2 separate regions of the Homo sapiens genome follow, and region 1 is linked to region 2. Evidence: chromatin loops called from intact Hi-C (ENCODE). Cell type or tissue: PC-3. All regions are shown on one strand. Links, peaks and the distances in the headings refer to the core of each region. The heading gives the core; the rest is flanking DNA. Region 1 has its middle 19 kb from the start of LINC00376. Region 2 overlaps LOC124903236 (a long non-coding RNA gene).

Evidence for each region. Peaks named below come from ENCODE experiments on the same cell type or tissue, not always from the same donor. Only the 100,000 strongest peaks of a DNase experiment are listed, where the experiment ranks them.
Region 1: a loop joins it to region 2, with 6 times the contacts of the local background. A loop is called at or near these places in 1 of 110 quality-filtered maps.

Annotation. Positions count from the first base shown.
Region 1 is chr13:63,345,587-63,348,517 of GRCh38, reverse strand. No RefSeq gene overlaps it. Among named protein-coding and RNA genes, the nearest start is that of LINC00376, 19 kb to the right of the region's middle. In PC-3, for the core only: no CTCF peak of the experiment used is centred there; no DNase peak of the experiment used is centred there.
Region 2 is chr13:63,434,644-63,437,574 of GRCh38, reverse strand. The region is part of intron 1 of LOC124903236 (a long non-coding RNA gene); the gene reads right to left. Among named protein-coding and RNA genes, the nearest start is that of LINC00376, 110 kb to the right of the region's middle. In PC-3, for the core only: no CTCF peak of the experiment used is centred there; a DNase peak (open chromatin) is centred at 1,624; H3K27ac peaks cover 1,773 bases.

The sequences.
Region 1 (2,931 bases), core at 199-2,698, 89 kb after region 2:
AAAAGGCACTGTGAGAAAAGAGAGACATGCTAAATATCATTTTATTATTCAAGGATGCTAAAATATATACACAATATTTAAAACAGCAAATTCAAAGTATTGAGAAATGTTTTAAAATTGTATTTTTAAAAGTATGCATATTTTAGTCCACTGAATCAGATGTGGAAACTAAAAAGGTACTGTAATTACCTGGAGCACATAATTAATACACTCTGTTGATCAATTCGATTGTTTAATTAGGTAATCAGGTAAGTACAGCTTGACTAAGCCTGCCAAATTGTGGGCTTATAATATAAAGAATAATATTGTATTCAAACTGAGCAACTAAACATAATTGATAATTATAAAGTCAATGTAAACTTTCTATCTCCATTTAATAACCAATAGAGTTATGAGTAATAATCAGGAATTCAATATATCCTTTCTATACATTAATAATAATCACCTCAAATGCACTTTCTTTCTTTGATTTCAATAGCAGAAAAAAGGCAATTTAATTGTTGATACAGAAGAAATACATGAACATGTTTTTTGATTAAATATGATGTAAAACTCTACTCTTTTGTTTGATACATCTTAAATTACCTGACCGCTTTTAAAATTTTATAAACTTGGTTATTTGTGGTGACTTACATGAATGGTATTTAGCACAATAAAAATAGCATCTGACAAAAAAAAGACATAAAAGAAGTGATACCTAATCAAAAAGTTAATTACTAATAACAGTAATTTATTAGTCTCCATATCAATTGCCTTATTATGTTTTCTGTATATCCACTGCTATACACAGACAGAAATAAACAAAAAAGTGAGATATTCAGATTCACAGGGTTTCTAAAGCAGACTTAATTAAAAATATTTTCATATGATCTACTAAAACTCAAAAGTTGTTTAGAGTAAATGAGCCATTTTTTTCAGTTAAACTAAGAAAAAAAATTATGCCTTATTATTTTAAAATTAAGCATTTGTAAACTGCAGATTCATATGCTTCCAAATAATTATATTTAAAATTTCTCCAGTGTTAGTCACTGAAGGTGTTCTTTGAATTTTTTGGTTGAATTATTCGGTTTACTATACAGTACTCAAAATGGTAAATAACAGATGGAAGAAATGCATCTTCCTACAAAACCATGGGGGAAAAAAGCATAAAGCAGAGAAAATGTTGGTTAAAAAATCTAAATATCGTACAATTCATCAAGCTCTTTTCTTCATAAAACTTTTGATCACTAAATATGTGTTTTAATTACTTCCTAGAGGGTTACAATGATTCCAAATTCACAGTTTGCTTCGTGGGTCATTCCATATGTTTATGGGTCTCTGTATGATGAAAGATTTCTTGACATCTGTTCTACATTCTTCCTAAACCCATTTGTGACACATTGTTTTGTTCATGGTGGAAATAGGAGAGTATCAACTTGAGTTCATTGTGCTTTTCAGAAACACTAAGTTATGAAAAACTTATTTGCTCTTTCGGCTTCAAGCCTCATTTCTTATGTAACTTTTCCTTCTCCTATATATCACCAGTTATTCTTCCCTGCCTGTTTCTATAAATGAAGAGTCCTTGTTCTTATTTAAAGCCAATGCCTCCATTTGTGCATTGCATCTTTATCTTCCCCTACGCCTTCTGAAAGACCTGGTTCCAGCAATTCTCCCTTCTTCCTCTCAGAATATTTTCTCTCTTTACTTGACTATTTCCATTGACAGAAATTTGTTTTTATCTCTCCCATTTTTTAAAAAAGCAATATTCTCTTTTCCCCTGTTAGTTACAGTTCCAATCGATATCTCTTATTTGCCAGGAGTTTACAAAAGTCCTGGAAAAGGTTTTCTGTACTCTGTTTGTAATTTTACTTATCCCTTTTTTCTTGCTCTGTTGACCACACTGGAGGGCAGTGAAATGATCTCGGCTCACTGCAACCTCTGCCACCTGGGTTCAAGCGATTCTCCTGCCTCAGCCTCCCGAATAGCTGGGATTACAGCCACTGTGCCCAGCTAATTTTTTGTATTTTTAGTAGAGACGAGGTTTCACCATGTTTGCCAGGCTGGTCTTGAACCCCTGACTTCAGGTAATCCGGCAGCCTTGGCCTCCCAAAGTGCTGGGATTTCAGGCATGAGCCACCGTACCCAGCCCCTTTTTTCCTTAAATTTACTTTAAAAAGGAATTTACAGCCATCACTCTAGTGAATTTTTTTTTTTTTTAAACAAGGTCATGAATGATCTCTGCATGTTTCAGCCTAGTGGTGTTTTTACCTTATTTGGCATACCATCAGCATTTGAGCCTTCTACTCACTTTCTTTACCTGACATTTTTTAATATGCTACCTCTTGGTTGTCTTCTTATATAATTGGCCTCTCCTTCTAAGTCTCCTGTGTTTGTTCCTGTCTTCTCTTTTTCTCTTTATTTTGAAATGTCACAAACTATTCTCTGTTCCACTTTGTTCTCTCTATGTACTTTTACTGGCTAGGTGATCATGTTCAATTCTGTGGTTTAAAACACAAACAAACAAAACCATAAACTGAAGATAAACAAATCTGTTTGTGTAATTTGGCTCACCCTCCCTACAATAAAATGTAAGCTCAACTATAAAAGGTTTTGTGTTACTGAACCATTCCAGTGACCTAAAACTATTTATCCCAAAGTAGATGTCCAGTATATATTTGTGTAATGAGCTTATTAATCTTGTGTTTTGAATGCCTAACAAAAACAACTGGTATAAAACAGACACTAAATTAATATTAGGGTATATATGCATACACGTATTCATAAATGAATGAGAGTTTCAACAAAAGAGACTTGGTGACATATAATGAAAGGTGGCTTAGAATATTTAGAAAATTTTATTAGTAGTAAATGTTAATTAATATTAATTGAAAAAATATTAATTGAAATTTAAAAACCATTATATTCAATAAATATGGAATATTAGTTGAATTT
Region 2 (2,931 bases), core at 224-2,723:
TGGTGGCATTTAACTGGTATATGATCTCCTAGGGACATTCAGCTGGTAAGGGAAGGATGCCTGAAGTGAACAAGCATACAAATCCAGTAAACACACTGAGCATGCTCCTCTTCCAAGTGCCAGCAGGCCACTACCCATGTCGGCAGCCCACCCAAAGGGAAGAATCAGGGGAGAAAGAACACAAGACCCTGGAATCATGCCAACATATAAAACTCCAAGTCAAAAGGTCAAATCATGTACTTGTCTTTCAAGTTGCCCGCTTAGCCCTCTTCCAAGTGTACTTTCTTTTCATTCCTTATAGTTGTTTGTTTTATTCAAATAATTTGATAATTGTGCATTAAGATTTAATCAGTTTTTAAGACTGATATTTTCTTCTGTTTTCTACTGTTTTCTTCTGTTTCTACTAATTTTCAAAAAGAAAATTAGTTCTTGATAAGAGCTCAATGCCAAGTACACGTAATAGTGTTTTAATTAGTACCATGAGTAAGAAGGGCCCAATTGTCATAATGAATGCACAAATTTATGTTCTAGAGAAGGCCTCAGTATTCTTCCTGTAATCTGGACAGTTACTACAACTATTTTAGTAGAGCATATAAATCTAGCAATAATGTTCCTAATTTAAAATATTTATTTGTATTCAATTGAAAATTAATTCACTAAATTAATGAATAATGTTTATAATAATAACTGCTGTGATATGCCACGTACTCATGCTATAAAAGCAACAAAGACAGTCCCTTTTCTGAAAGAGCTTACAAACTGTGGGAAGAGATGGACAAGGAATTGTTATACAATGTGTAACAACATGAATACATAGATTAATACCTTGAGATACAGAAAGCACCCATTCCTTCAAGAATTGCAAAGTGTTTGCTATATCCAGAGCATAAGCAGAAAGAAAAAGAAAAGGAATGTGAGTTAAGTGTGGAATATACCTAGAGGTCAGCTTTAGTTTGGATTTTTCCTCAGGGCAATGATGCGAAATGGAAAGATTTTTAAATGTGAAGTGGCATCATCTCCATAGAGCCCTCCTGCCCAGTAGTTCCTTTCACAGCTCAGTAGACAGTGAATGCCTGTGGCATATGCATAGTGAGACTATTGTGCACTTTACAGAAGTCATTGCCGTTGTCACCCTGAAGAATTGCATCCTACCAGCTTCATGAATGCCAGAACCACTGTCTTTATTCTCAGGGATGCTACTGAAAAGTTCCTTCCTGGAGCCTTTAAGTAGATAGCTTTTTGTTAGTTCATTATCTTGAAACTGCCTTTGCCAAGATTATGATAGTGAGAGAATTTTAGCATAGCTGAATCAGTCTTGCTTCTAGCCTCAAAGGATGGCTGTCCTCACTATTTCCTGGACATAGGCCAAGCTAACCATGGGAGGATTTAGTTTGTAGTTTAACTTTGAAACAAGGATGATAACAGTCCCTCCCTAAAACTAACCTCTCCTTGCCCAGGGACCAAAACCTTGTAAAACTAATGAAAGGCTATGAGATTAGGATCATGGGAGGGGCCTGCCTTCTGGTGAAATGTAAACACAGTTCAGCCACTGTTCTGGAGGTCACAGGATTTGTATCTTTCCCAGTTGCTCCTATGGCTAACATCACTATTATAAAACGTAAGATTGATCTTTTGAGATGTTTTTCATGCTTTTACATCCTGGGGGCCAATTCCACCCAGAGTTGTGATTCATGACTCAAGTAGTCTTGTGGCTAAACCGAGAGGATGACTTGGCACATGAGGAGTGTTTTCCACACCCCTGTGACTTCATTCCAGCTAATCAGCAGCACCCCTTCCCTAGCCCCTTGCTCACCACATTAGCCATAAAAACACTAGCCTCTGAGTTCTTGGAGTGGCTGATTTGAGTAATAAACTGTTGCAATTCCATTTGGCTCTGTATTTATTAAGCTCTTTCTCAGCTGCAATACTTCTATTTCGGTAAATCAGCTCTATCTATGCAGCAAGCAAGAAGAACCCACCAGGCAATTACAATTTTTTTCTTTGGCATTAAGATTTAAATAACCCTATCCGCAGTGGAATATACCTTAATATATCCTAAGATTCATGGGCCAGTGGAGGATGCAAGGGATCCCCTATTCAATTTTTTGCTACTTCAGATTTTCTTAAGTAAGAAATATAAAAGTGCTAATGGAGATGGTAATCCCAAAGTGATACTGTGACTCCAGCCAGAACAGAGTTCACAATTCAAGGCCCAGAGACCAGAGCCTGATAAGATATTTATGCAATAAATATTTAATAAACAAAGATTCGCAACTACATTCATAGTGAAAAGCTGCCCCAGTGTAGAATCAAAATTTAGAGTTGGGGACGATGTTTTGAGAGTCAATCATCTATAGGCCAAAGGCTTGTCCTTTTATATTTTTTCTGAACAGAGTGAACCAATGAAAAATTATTCTTAATTAGAAAAGCCTATTTTAATTCTAAAAAGTTTTTATGAAAACTTACATATATTACCCAAATATATACATATATATTTAATTATTACCCAAATATATATAGATATATATTTAATATTCATCTACCCCAAAGCTGAGAGACCTTCCATGTCATACATGTGTGGACCACAGCATGTATTACTTTTTTGTTGTCATATATATATATATGTATAGATAGATAGTATACAGTTTCAGTTTTTATTTTGTTGCAGGGGGTTGATAAGGAGTCACTTCATTTAATGATAGAAGACTTATTTTATGATCTTCTTCTCTTTCTTACCTACCACAATAAAGTATTTGTGTCGTTTCTCTCTTGCTCTCCCTCTCATATATTTCTCAATGAATAAGCATGATACACCCTTTCAAAACACAAGCTATTAAATATCAATGTGTTTCTTTTTATTTTTCTTTTTTAAAAAACTTTTTGTATAGTGAGAACACTTAAATCTAGTCTTAGCAATTTTCAAGTATGCAA